Linked DNA regions of Homo sapiens: all the other regions are linked to region 1. A link is a contact called in ENCODE Hi-C or POLR2A ChIA-PET data. All regions are on one chromosome and are shown on one strand. Each heading gives the region's core, a stretch centred on a gene start or an enhancer-like site at or near the end of the contact. The rest is flanking DNA. Distances are from core to core; before and after follow the strand shown. Region 1 holds the start of LINC00426 (long intergenic non-protein coding RNA 426). Region 2 has its middle 79 kb from the start of LINC01066. Region 3 has its middle 92 kb from the start of UBL3. Region 4 overlaps UBL3 (ubiquitin like 3).

The links. A loop is a pair of places that touch in the nucleus more often than their neighbours do. ChIA-PET counts read pairs that join two places held with the same protein, here RNA polymerase II (POLR2A). Pooled maps may share reads with other maps.
Region 2: a pooled map shows a loop between it and region 1 (17-fold over the local background). The contact joins the enhancer-like site here to the promoter of LINC00426 in region 1. A Hi-C loop is called at or near these places in 3 of 37 single-sample maps with no recorded cell type and 5 of 50 pooled maps.
Region 3: a loop to region 1 is called in a map with no recorded cell type, with 19 times the contacts of the local background. The contact joins the enhancer-like site here to the promoter of LINC00426 in region 1. A Hi-C loop is called at or near these places in 5 of 37 single-sample maps with no recorded cell type and 4 of 50 pooled maps.
Region 4: a map with no recorded cell type shows a loop between it and region 1 (7-fold over the local background). The contact joins the enhancer-like site here to the promoter of LINC00426 in region 1. A Hi-C loop is called at or near these places in 5 of 37 single-sample maps with no recorded cell type and 5 of 50 pooled maps. POLR2A ChIA-PET finds 5 or more read pairs at or near these places in 2 of 52 experiments (Panc1 and activated CD8-positive, alpha-beta memory T cell).

Annotation. Positions count from the first base shown.
Region 1 is chr13:30,372,223-30,375,341 of GRCh38, forward strand. LINC00426 (long intergenic non-protein coding RNA 426) reads right to left here and starts at 1,692. Exons shown (of 5, transcript NR_024464.2): 1 at 1,561-1,692; 2 at 63-152.
Region 2 is chr13:31,073,220-31,076,338 of GRCh38, forward strand. No RefSeq gene overlaps it. Among named protein-coding and RNA genes, the nearest start is that of LINC01066, 79 kb to the left of the region's middle. Within about 2 kb of position 1,657, at least 4 of the 41 ENCODE cell types and tissues checked have a DNase peak (open chromatin) inside an H3K27ac peak, as active enhancers do.
Region 3 is chr13:29,757,113-29,760,231 of GRCh38, forward strand. No RefSeq gene overlaps it. Among named protein-coding and RNA genes, the nearest start is that of UBL3, 92 kb to the right of the region's middle. RefSeq lists an enhancer at 1,959-2,008. Within about 2 kb of position 1,604, at least 5 of the 41 ENCODE cell types and tissues checked have a DNase peak (open chromatin) inside an H3K27ac peak, as active enhancers do.
Region 4 is chr13:29,816,593-29,819,711 of GRCh38, forward strand. The region is part of intron 1 of UBL3 (ubiquitin like 3); the gene reads right to left. Among named protein-coding and RNA genes, the nearest start is that of UBL3, 32 kb to the right of the region's middle. Within about 2 kb of position 1,544, at least 2 of the 41 ENCODE cell types and tissues checked have a DNase peak (open chromatin) inside an H3K27ac peak, as active enhancers do.

The DNA of each region.
Region 1 (3,119 bases), core at 442-2,941:
TGCAGGTTAACCAGACATGCAGCTAGGAGTTCACCTAAAACCTTCCTTTCCCCGGTACATACCTTGGTGTTGATTTGACAGCTGGATGCTGAGTATTGATCCCAGTGTTCAGGGATAGTTACTTCATTAAGACTTCTGAGATCCCCCATTTGCTTGAAGATAAAAACAGGCAAAGGTATAAACAGATAAACAGTCACACAAATAAGTAGCTGTGTGGGCCATTACTTTTAAAGCATAGTAGATGTTATTTGTGTTTGGAGAAGCTTAATGATACACTCAAGAATCCAATAGTAGAAACTGTTTGCTTTCAGGAAGAAAACGTTATATCAGGAAGGTATGTTTGAAGAAAAGAACTATATAACAGCGATCCACAATACACCTGTTCATTTGTAGCATAATAGTTACACCTGCTCCCTGGGGCTTTTTTGAGATTTCAGTCTTTGGTGTAAGACACACATACACACATGTGCACACACAATGGTAAGCATGCATGCTCTTCAGCTTCAACCCTCAGTGCGCAGTAAAATAAAAAATATAGTTGAATCATCTGTCTCAGCCCCAGCTAGAGCCCACGTCTTCCAACATGAATTTTAAAATACCTTTTTGCCTTTTAAAATATGCTGTAGAGGCCGGGCGCGGTGGCTCACGCCTGTAATCCCAGCACTTTGGGAGGTCAAGGCAGGCAGATCACGAGGTCAGGAGATGGAGACCATCCTGGCTAACAAGGTGAAACCCCGTCTCTACTAAAAATACAAAAAAGATTAGCTGGGCGTGGTGGCAGGTGCCTGTTGTCCCAGCTACTCAGGAGGCTGAGGCAGGAGAATGGCGTGAACCCGGGAGGCGGAGCTTGCAGTGAGCCGAGATCGCGCCACTGCACTCCAGCCGGGGCAACAGAGCGAGATTCCATCTCAAAAAAAAAAAAAATGCTGTAGATGAGTTTTAGTTTATCCGGGTCCTTTGTAATTAATCTCTGCATTCATCATAATTGGAAGAAAAGCTCAAAGTAAGAAAATAGCTTTCCTCCAAGTTTATTGCAATCAGAGAAAAATACAATTTAAATGTTTTTGTTTCCCATTTCTGTTCCTTACATGCATTGTCTAGAGTGGTTCCTGGTCTATAAGCCAGTGGGTTGAGATACCTGACCAGACCACCTTTTCAACCCAGTTCTTTCTCCTCTTTGTATTTCTCCCATACAATACAGTATTGAATATTTCATAACCTATGGGTGTATGTTTTTGGCAATGTGGCTAAGTCAGGCAGCATTGAGGACTGTCCTGGTGACAGTCCGGTGCAGCCCTCACCCAGGCTCCCACATTCACACCCCTCCACTCTCCAGTGGGCTGTGTAAGTTAACGGCAAATAAATGGCCCAGAATGGCTTCCTGTTAGAGAAAAAAAGGGACAAAGACTTCTGCCCTTAAAACTCTGGTAACAAAAGTAATCTAGTGGAAATCAACATTACTAGGAATATCCTATGATTTTGGTGGTGTTGAGTTCAAAGACAGCATGGCCGAATTGTGACCATCCACCCAGTCACATGAGGCAAAAACCCAGGCCCTACCTGTGTCCTGACCTCCAGCTTCCTCCCCACGGCCAGTTGGTTAGAACGTGTAGGGAGTGTACCTCTCCCAGCCGTGGAATCCCCTCACCATCTTCACCCCTTCCCCACCTTCAAAGACTTTCATGGCCGAGTGTGGTCTGACCACACTTGATCCAAAGCCCTTCCTCTGAGCTCTCAGCTCCACGTCACAACCTCGTGACCACGTGCCTCTCACTGTCATGTGCTTAGATATGTGTGTGTGTGTCCACCTCACCACACACTGTGAGATCCTTGAGGGCACGTTGTCTCTTTCATTTCTGTGTCTCCAGTGCCTAAAATGGAAAGTGCTCACTTACTAAATAAATATACAATATAAAAAATAATTTTTATCCCTTGTCCCATTTGAGATGGAAAATGAGTAAAGTTTACAAGTATTAATATAGTCAGCATCCCACTAAGACCACACAGACACTGAGATGAGCAGAGGATGCTGAGGAGCAAATGCAAAATAAACTATGAGAACTGTGACAGCTTCCAGTGCTCTTCATTATAAATATCAGCAATTGCTAATATCCAATAACATGTCACACACTCTACATTAAATCATCACAAGTCTCTAAGGCAGGTGTTAGTTTTCTCTTTGTACAGCCCAAGAAGCTGAGACAAGAGTCACACAACCAGCCAATAGAGAGAAAAGATTCAAACCCGGAGACCTTCTGTCTCTAATCCCACCCTCCTCCCACTGTCTCCTGCTGCCTCTCTGTTTCAAAGCTTGGCTCTGAGACTATGAGCACTGCCAAAATTTTACAACAGTTTGCGTATGTCATGGTCTGCAAAAGCTGTGGATGGCACTGTGGTGGCAGCCTCAATAGAAGGCTGAGACTACTTACCAGAGGGAGGATTTCCTGAGCTCCGATCACACCTGCTCTTTGTTCTCTCTCTGTCTGTCTCTCTGTGTGTGTCTCTCTCTCTCTCTCTCTCTCTCTCTCTCTCTCTCTCTCTCTCTCTCAATACAGACAGGGTCTCACTCTATTGCTCATGCTGGAGTGCAGTGGCGTGATCATAGCTCACTGCAGCCTCAAAGTCCTGGGCTCAAGTGATCCTCCTGCTTCAGTCTCCTGAGTAGCTGGGACTACAGGCATGCACCACCAGGCCTGGCTAATTTATTTATTTTTATTTTAATTTTGTAGAGACAAGGTCTCGTCCCTTCCCCAGACTGATCTCGAACCCCTGGGCTCAGGAGATCCTCCCACCTCGGCCTCCCAAAGTGCTGGGATTACAGATGTGAGCCACCACTCCTGGCCCACACCTACTCTTTATCCTCAACCCACACCCCCAGGCTCAAACTCAAAAGGAAGGAGCAAACCCTAGAAGCTGCGTAAAACACACCTTGACCTAAAATGTGCTCATGACCAGGCAACTTGACTACATATTCTCCTCGACCTACGGTGGAGTGACATCCCTATAAAAGCCATTGTAAATTGAAAATATTGAAAGTCTAAAATGCTTTGAATACACCTAACCTATCGAATATCAGAGCTCAGCCTCGCCTCCCTTAAACGTGCTCAGAACACTTACAT
Region 2 (3,119 bases), core at 407-2,906, 700 kb after region 1:
CCCTACCCCCAGTGTGTCCCCACGGCTCCCTGTGCCCATATCACTGCCATCGCCAGGAGTATGTGTATGTCCACTATGTACCATGGCATCAGAATCCCACCCCTAATTGGTTACTGGAGGGTCATAACCCTGTCAGGAGCAAGAGGGGTGACTCACCCCATTCCCATGGCTCCCTTTGGAGAGTTCCTGTCCCCACTTCAGGTGACAGCCCTTCCACAGCACCTCCTAGACTTTAAAACTTGGCTTAAGGTCAGCCACCTATTCCCAAATAGGTTTACCTCAGGCGAGGAGGGGAAATGGTGATAGAAGAAACCAACAATTGCATAGAGAGCTCTGCAGTCAGGAAGTGCTTTCAAGTGCTTTTGTTTATTTAATGCCAGAATCTCTGGCTTCATTTTTGTTATTAATGAACATGAAAGGGGATGTGTCTTGGTCAAGTCCATAGATAAACCAGGGCTGGGCCTTGAGTGTCTTCCTACCTGCAAATCTGAACAGGGTTCTGTTTTGTGACAACAGATCCGTGGGTTCCCATCATACTGTGGATGCAAAGAGGTAAGAGACAGGGAAGGGCAGGCAAGAGAGTCTCCAAGATCCACCTCGAATCATGAAAAGTGAAAGTCTGAGCTTTGAGGGAACACACTCATCTCACTGCCAACCCTGTGGGGAGCTCTGGGCCTATGACTGTGGAGGTGGCATCTGGGCTGGCCCTGATGCTATAAGCCACAGTGGACAGTCAGCATCACCCTTCCACCAGGGCCCCAGTTTCTGAAGACTTACCTGCTGGTTACTGTGCTGGGGATCTGACTCGCCTTGAATCTGCTCTAGGTTTCCATGGTGATTACTTAAACTTTTCATCATCCTTCCTTTAGACCTTGGAGGAGAGCTATGCTCTCTGGTTTCCATGACAACCATTTAACCATGTGTCTCTGTCTGGCTGTTTCAGAAAAGAACTGCTAGAAATCATGCAAATGAACTAGCTGCTCTCTCCTTCCTTTAAGAAAATAAAAATAAAGTGACACACCTGCTTAGAAGTTTCAGATCTCTGCTCATAACAAGAAGGGTGACTGTGTCAAACTGCTGTTTGAGGAAGGTTTATTGCATTGCTTTGACACTTTAAGTGCTCACCCGGAGTCTCAGGCTGACTCTGCTGTCTTAAGCAATTACACTCACCACTTATCCTCCCTCCCCACTGCCTGGCAAATGAAGAGCTGCAAGTTAAAGGCTGTTTACCTTCCTACTGTTTGTTGAAGGAGAAAGGGAAGGACAGGGCCAGAGTGACCAGCCAGTCACCCTACCCAACTAGCCATTCACCACTGTGGAAAGATGCCACAGACAGCATAGTTGTTACCTCCGGTCACTGTCAATAGACTGGCCAGGGGTGGTCCAAGACTCAGATTGCAGCCCCAAATTATGTGGAAATCACACACGTGAGTCATTGGGAAATGACTTGACGCTCTCTATCAGAACTCATGGAAGAAAGAGCAGCCCTTCTTGAGGTCAGGTCTTTGGGCCAGTCAGAGAGCTCAGGAGAAGTAGAAAGATGAGATATCCTGCTTCAGTTTGGACAACTGTCCCCTCCAAATCTCATGTTGAAATTTGATCCCCAATGTTGAGGTAAAGCCCAATGGAAGGTGTTTGGGGCATGGAGGAGGAGCCCTCATGAGTGGCTGTGATGCCATCTTCACAGTAAAGAGTGAGTTCTCACTCAATTAGTTCCTGTGAGATGTGATTATACAAGAGAACCTGGCACTGCCTCCTCTCTCTTGCTTCCTCTCTTGCCATGTGATCTCTGCACACACTGATTCCCCTTTGCCTTCTGCCAAGAGTGGAGGCTGCTTGAGGTCCTCACCAGGAGCAGATGCTGATGCCATGCTTCACATACAACCTGCAGAACTAGGAGCTAAATAAGCCCCTTTTATTAATAAATTATACAACCTCAGTTCTTCCTTTGTAGCAACACAAACAGACTAAGAGAGCACCCTTTCCCCTTCCTGGACACATCCTTGAACTACAGTATAGTGACATGCCCCTAAACCCAGGGTCCCAAGAGGCAGCATGAGCTAAGGCAGCCATGGATAAGCACAGTATTTAAAACATGTTTTGTTTTGTTTTTTTTGAGACGGAGTCTCGCTCTGTCACCCAGGCTGGAGTGCAGTGGCATGATCTCGGCTCACTGCAAGTTCCGCCTCCTGGGTTCACGCCATTCTCCTGCCTCAGCCTCCCGAGCAGCTGGGATTACAGGTGCCTGCCACCATGCCCAGCTAATTTTTTGTATTTTTAGTAGAGACGGGGTTTCACCGTGTTAGCTGGGATGGTCTCGATCTCCTGACCTCGTGATCCACCTGTCTCAGCCTCCCAAAGTGCTGGGATTACAGGCGTGACCCACCGCGCCCAGCCTTAAAACATGTTTTGAAACCGGGTAATATTTAAAGTTCTGGAACTTTCTAACAAAAATAGAGACTTCCCACTAATCTTGAAAATTAAGCAGATCTGTGTTAGAGTTCTATTTGACAAGGGTCTACTGGATGGAGCTGCACTCATCCTTCCAGATTAAGCATACATTCACTCTGGTTGAACTTTTCTATTTATTTATTTTAAAAAAATTTAGAGAGAGGATCTTGCTCTGTTGCCCAGACTAGAGTGCAGTGGCATGATCATAGCTCATTGCAGCCTCAAACTTCTGGGCTCAAGTGATCCTCCTAACTCAGTCTTCCAAGTGGCTGGGACTGCAGGCATGAACAACCACACCCAGCTAATTTGTTTCATTTTTTGTAGGGACACGGTCTTGCTATGATGTTGCCCAGGCTGGTTTTGAACTCTTGGGCTCAAGCTATCCTCCTGCCCAGCCTCCCAAAGTGCTGGGATTATAAGTGTGAGCCACTACACCTGACTGAAACTTCCTAAACAGAAAATTCTTCTCCATGATTCCTGAAAAATATTTGGACTGGTAACTTGTAGTAACATGCACAACACTCAAACAAAACCAATTATCCCTCAACTCATAGCTGAAGTCACACATGATGGAAGAGAGTTCTTATCTAGGGATGAAGGGAGTGGGAAGCTGAAGATTGTTCTTCTACCTTCTTCCTCCAAGGCACTTTCAGTCCCCTTGGACAAGG
Region 3 (3,119 bases), core at 354-2,853, 620 kb before region 1:
GTACCATATTTCCTGTACAGCCTGCAGAACCATAAGCCAATTAAACCTCTGTATAGATTACCCAGTCTCAGGTTTTTTTGTATTTTTTTTTGAGATGGAGTCTCACTCTGTTGCCCAGGCTGGAGTGCAATGGTGCGATCTCAGCTCACGGCAACCTCCACCTCCCAGGTTCAAGCGATTCTCCTGCCTCAGCTTCCTGAGTAGCTAGGATTACAGGCACATGCCACCATGCCAGGCTAAGTTTTGTATTTTTAGTAGAGATGGGGTTTCACCATGTTGGCCAGGCTAGTCTCAAACTCCTGACCTCAGGCGATCCGCCCGCCTCAGCCTCCCAAAGTGCTGGGATTACAGGCATGAGCCACCACTCCTAGCTCAGGTATTTCTTTATAGCTATGCAAGAATGGACTAATACAAGTTTGATTAGTTTTTATGTGGGGGTATTAATACTCCCACGGAACCACCATTCATTTCAAGATACAGGATATTTTCAGCACCCCAGGAGGTCCTCTCATTCTCTCTCCTGGTCAATAGCATCCCCCACAAAAAGTGGCCATTTTTCTGACTTCATCATCATAGGCTAGTTTTGCCTGTTTATGAACTTTATTTAGAGCTCATACAGTATATATTATTTTACGTCTTCCCTTGAAGTTTTTTCCCTTCAAGTTTCTTCCCTTGAAGCTTCTTTCCTTGAAGTTTTTTCATGTAGCAGTAGTGTGTTATGTCGCTTTGTGATATTTCATTGTATGAACACACACCACCATTTAAAAACCCATTCTGTTGTTAATGGACATTGTGTTGCTTGTAGTTTCTTAATGAAGTGGCTCTCTTGTGCTTGTCTCCAATGGACAGATGCATTCTTCATGCTGGATATTTATCCTGGGGTATAATTGTTACATCAGAGGGTATAAATATACTTTTAGCTTCGGTAGATACTACAAAAGTTTTGTGAAATGATTGTTCAACTTACATTCCACCTAAGAATATCTGAGTATTTCAGTTGCTCTGAATCCTGACACTTGCTATTGTCAGTCCTTTTCATTTTAGCCCTTCTGGCAGGGCTGTAGTGCTATTTCACTTGGTTTTAACATTAAATAGATGAAAATGGCATGCCTATAAAATGGAGTATTGTAGAGCTATAAGCAAATGCGTTTTCAAAGATTTAATATTCTGGGAATATGCTTGTGATATGTAAAGATGAAAATCACATACAAACTCTGTATATAGTACTCTTTTATTTTTATTTTAATGTATACATATTAATAAAGAGGACTAGTGGAAATTCACCAAGATATTAAGAGCTGATTTTGGATAGTGGGATTCATTTTTTTTTCACCTCATACTTTTCTGTAATCATGAGATTACAGTCCTACAATGGAAAAATATCAATTTTAAAAAACAGAAAAAAATTATGTCATATTTTTAAGAGTAGTCTTTGCGTGAGAAAATGAAACTTCAATGTTCAAAGAATAAATGGGACTTCTCTGGGCCTGTTTTATCATCTGTAAAATGGACCTACGTCACGACCACAGAACAGTGCTTGTCACTAAGTAAACAGTCAATAAATGACAGCCTTAAAATACAGAACACTCCCAGGATGGCAAAGGAGGCAGTGCCCTCAGGGGAGTCAGGGGTCAGAGCAAGAAAGTGAAGGTAACTTTCAGAGAGGAGGTCGAGGGCATATGGCAAGTTTCCAATGGAGCCTGACCTCCAGAGGCCAGTGAAGGGTTTCTGGAATGGGGGATGGTGTGTGACAGAAAATGGGAATAGAAAAGGGGATGTCCTGGGCCCACAGAGAGACTCCAGTGAGGACGCTGAGAGGTGACGTGGCTGTCTGCGGTTCCTTGTGGTCTCAGAGCAGATGATAATGGTGAGGTTGCGACAGAGTGCCTGGGGCTTGCCCTCCACTTCTGACAATGAAACTGGGAGAGGAACAGGTTACTCAGAGTGCATGAGGTCCTTTAGAACTCGGAAATATAACTTTAACTGGGTCTGGTGACTTGAACCAAGGTAGCTGGGCACCTGCTTCCTGTCTTCATCACCTCGGTTGGTTTCCAGTTCCACATTAACTGTTCTTATTCCCAGCTTTAGAGTGTGCTCCCTTCTAGGGCATCTGCTCCAAGCCATAGGTGTTCAGATTTAAGGTGGGTGGTATGAGGCCCAGGCATCGATATTGAAAAGTAAAAAATTATAACTCCCTAAGTGATTCTAATGTACAGCCACACTTGAGAACCATGGGATGTATCCCTGCTGTCTTTTGTGTGACCATAACAAATATGTAGTTTTTATTATTTTTCTGTCAACTCTAGCTCATCCCAGGCCTTTCCAACATTATTCTCAGAGGTGTTTGGCACTTATATTCATCCTTGATTTATATATCCAAACTCCCACTTTCTGTTCGTGTCTTTTAAAATTATGAGATTGGAGAGCTGACTTGTAGCCACAATGGTCTCTTTAGATACCTCTTTTCCCTTCATCAGAATAATTTGTGACTATATAGCAGATACTTATTTTTCAGAGATCTGAATACACAGAAGCATCTTCATATTTTATCTCATCTTTTTGTAAGCTTATTTCATAAGGTTTGGAGTAGATGTTGATGCCTAACACTGTCTTCTATGTATATCATGCTTTGAACTGGAAAAAGCGCCAATGAACAGACTACTTCTCAAGAAGTACAGAGCATCGGGCCCCACAATTAGCAAAGTCAGCAGCTCCTCCAATGTATAGATTCAATGGTATTCCTATCAAACTACCAATGACATTCTTCCCAGAACCAGAAAAAAAACTATTTTAAATCCCATATGGAACCAAAAAAGAGCCCCAATATCCAAGGCAATCCTAAGCAAAAAGAACAATGCTGGAGACATCAGAGGCATCATGCCACCTGACTTTAAACTATACTGCAAGGCTACAGTAACCAAAACAGCATGGTACTGGTATAAAAACAGGCACATAGACCAATGGAATGGAATAGAGAGCCCAGAAATGAGGCCACACTCTATGGCCATCTGATCTCCGACAAACCTGACAAAAACAAGCAGTGGGGAAAGGACTCCCTATTCAATAAATGGTGCTGGGATAACTGGCTAGCCATATGCAGAAAACTGAAGCTGGACCCC
Region 4 (3,119 bases), core at 294-2,793, 560 kb before region 1:
TACAAAAAAAAAAATTGTTGGGCATGGTGGCACATGCCTGTGGTCCCAACTACTCAGGAGGCTGAGGTGGGAGGATTGTTTGAGCCCATGAGTTCATGGTTGCAGTAAACTGTGTTTGTGCCACTGTACTCCAGGCTGGGTGACTGAGCAAGACCCTGTCTCAAAAAAAAAAAAAAAAAAAAAAAAAAAAGGAACAATGTTGAACTCTGAAAATCTTCTAGGAGTAAAGTTTATAAATTTGGTTACAAGAATCTGTGTAATATTTTTATTGCTTGGAGACATTTGCTATTTCCTTGTTCTTGGATAAACTCTAGGTAGCAGACTGCTGCTATACCTAACTGCTAGGTAAATTAGGGTTATCTATCACCTCTGGATTCAAGATGTGAGACGCAAAAGTTATCCTGCCTGCATACAACAATCCCCCAAAGACAAAAACCATGGCAGTGCTGCCATGCCGTTTCCTCATTATTCCTGGACATTTTGTACTGAGAACTGTTTGATTCCAAGTTTCAGTGCTAAATACTAAACCACCTCAATCTTTAAAGTCACTTTAGGAGGAAAATACATTACCTTCTTGTCTGCGACATTTTATTTATTCTGGAGTAAATAAATAAAAGCATTTTCTAGTTTAGAATCTGAATGTCATTTGGGGAAGTCTACAGTTACCATAGCTTGGTATGCAACACGCGTAAGATGAAAACATAAACTGTAATAACTAAAGCTAAGTTTTTCTGTTTGTTTTGCCTCTTATCTGATGGATAAATGGGCAGCAGAACCTTCGAATTTTTTAAATGAATTAAGCCATTCAGGTTTGCTCCAATGTTTTAATCACTGCTTAGTCCCTGCTCTACTTGGTAGGGGAGGGGTACAGGGTTATGATGATAAAGCCGGCTGAGGTGATGGAAATAAGAATGGGTCAGGGGAGGAACAGGAAAGAGACCAGAGGCAAAATAGCTGAAATGTATTAGAAAGGAAAGCGTTTCTGGAGGTTTTCTATTTTTTTCAATGTAATCTGTAATCCAACTCTAAAAGCAAAGTAATCATAGATAATTTTTTTAAAATTCCATTTAGCAGAAGATCAATGCTAAAATCCAATTTGTTAAGTGAAATACGTACAAATTCACATGTACATGTGTGCATGCATGTATAAACTTGTGCGTGTGGTAAATCCCTATTCTAATCCCAAACTGGGTCAGCATTCTGACAGATGGGAGAGCAGGGAGCTGGGTAAATGGCAACCAGACATAAACAAGTGCTTTCTCTGTAAGCCAGGAATTCAAAATTAGATTTGATCCAGAGAATGTTTTAAACTTTTGCTTTTATCATTTGAGTTACAGAAAATAACTTATACTAGCCTGAACTGACAGCAAAACTTTATTTTTTAAAATCTGACATAGCTCCTAGTTTAGCAAATTAAGGTGCTTCATTCACAAATTGCATTTAGTCCCCATTTCAAATTCCTGGTATAGAACATATTATATGCAAATGTTCTGTCCTAGAAGCTGCATTACACCAGAATCAGCTCTGCATTTACCCTTAACTGCACCAAGCAGTGAAAAAAGGAAGTTCAGCAGCAAAAGTAGCTAAAAATAAGAAAACAGTCATACTCTAACATTCACATATACTCACAGGCTTTCTAATTCATGATCAAGAAATCTAAATTTAGACTAACTAAGTAAAAAGATACTATCACACACATCCTTTTCAGTCAGGAAGAGAAAGTTAATATGTGCAAAGCCTTCAAAACACAGGAATTCAGAGACACTTAACATCAATTATTTAAACGACTACTAATCTTTTACAGAGCAAAGGAAAAAGAAAACTGTTTAGGTCACTTGATCAGAAGTACACAAATAACTATTTTCTTCCTTTTCCTTCCAATAAAAAAGGAAGATGAAAACTAATAATTTCTCAAATTAAGGCCAATCAATCACCTGACAAATTTTTCTCTGTTTAAGAACTATTTTTAAATGTTAAGGAAGTTTTTCCAGCCTTTCAAAAAAGTGTTTGTTTCCTTATTTTTAAAGTTCTGACTTCACATAATACGCCTATCACAAGTGTGCTTGCACTTCACCTTAGTGGCCAATGTATAACAGCTTGTATATTTTGATAGCAAATTGAGACTTAATTCATTTTAGTTTAAGACTAAAAAACCCAGAACTCTAAGAATACTGTCTCAGACAGAATTTAAAAAGACCTTTCCCATGCGTTCTCCCCTTCACAATGTTCACAAGACAAAAACCACTTTAACACTAATCACATTCTGAAATGTTAATTTTTCAATTGCTAAAAGATAGCAGCATCTTTACATGCTTTATATCTGTGTGTTTGATAATATTAGGTAATTGCTGCTAATTTTTAAGGTGTGATAAGAGTATTATGGTTGTTTTAAAAATAATCACTATATATTACATATCTGGGAATATTTATGAAAGATGTGGAATTTGATTCAAAATAATTTAGAAGGAGCAAGTAGAGCAAGTACAAATACAGATAAAACATTACTGTCTATGAGGTGACAACTGTTGAAGCTGAGATATGGATACATGGAAGTTTTATTATAATATTCTCTCTACTTCTGTATGTTTGAAATTTTTCATGAAAGTTAAAATAAAAGTGCTTAGAAAATCCCACCTAAGTGACTCTCTAAATATAATCTGAGAGAGTTAAACCCCATGTTTAGCTTTGGGACAGAAAAGGAGAACTATGAAGCGTAAAACGAAAGGCAAAGGCCAAGTAAGGTGATTTTGTTGCATTTACCCTTAACCACATCAAGGCTATCCATATCAGAAATCCTGGGATAAAGAAAGATGCTCAGAGTTCAAAAGAAACAGTTACCTGTGAATACAACATTTGGCCAAGTCCATAAACTAAGGAGATTGTTACAATGGTACTTCTACAAAGCTGGAAAAAAATTAACCTACCAATCACAGGACTAGAAGATTTAATACAATAAAGCAGTTATACTTTCTGTAATAGAACCTATATAATTACTGCTTACTTATGATAATGAATTAAAATACTAGGATACTGCAAAGTATGTAGCTTTCTTTTTATGAGCATTTTTCAAAAATAAAATTTCTTCTACCAGAAAAGACATCACTTTTTTTAAAAAAGGT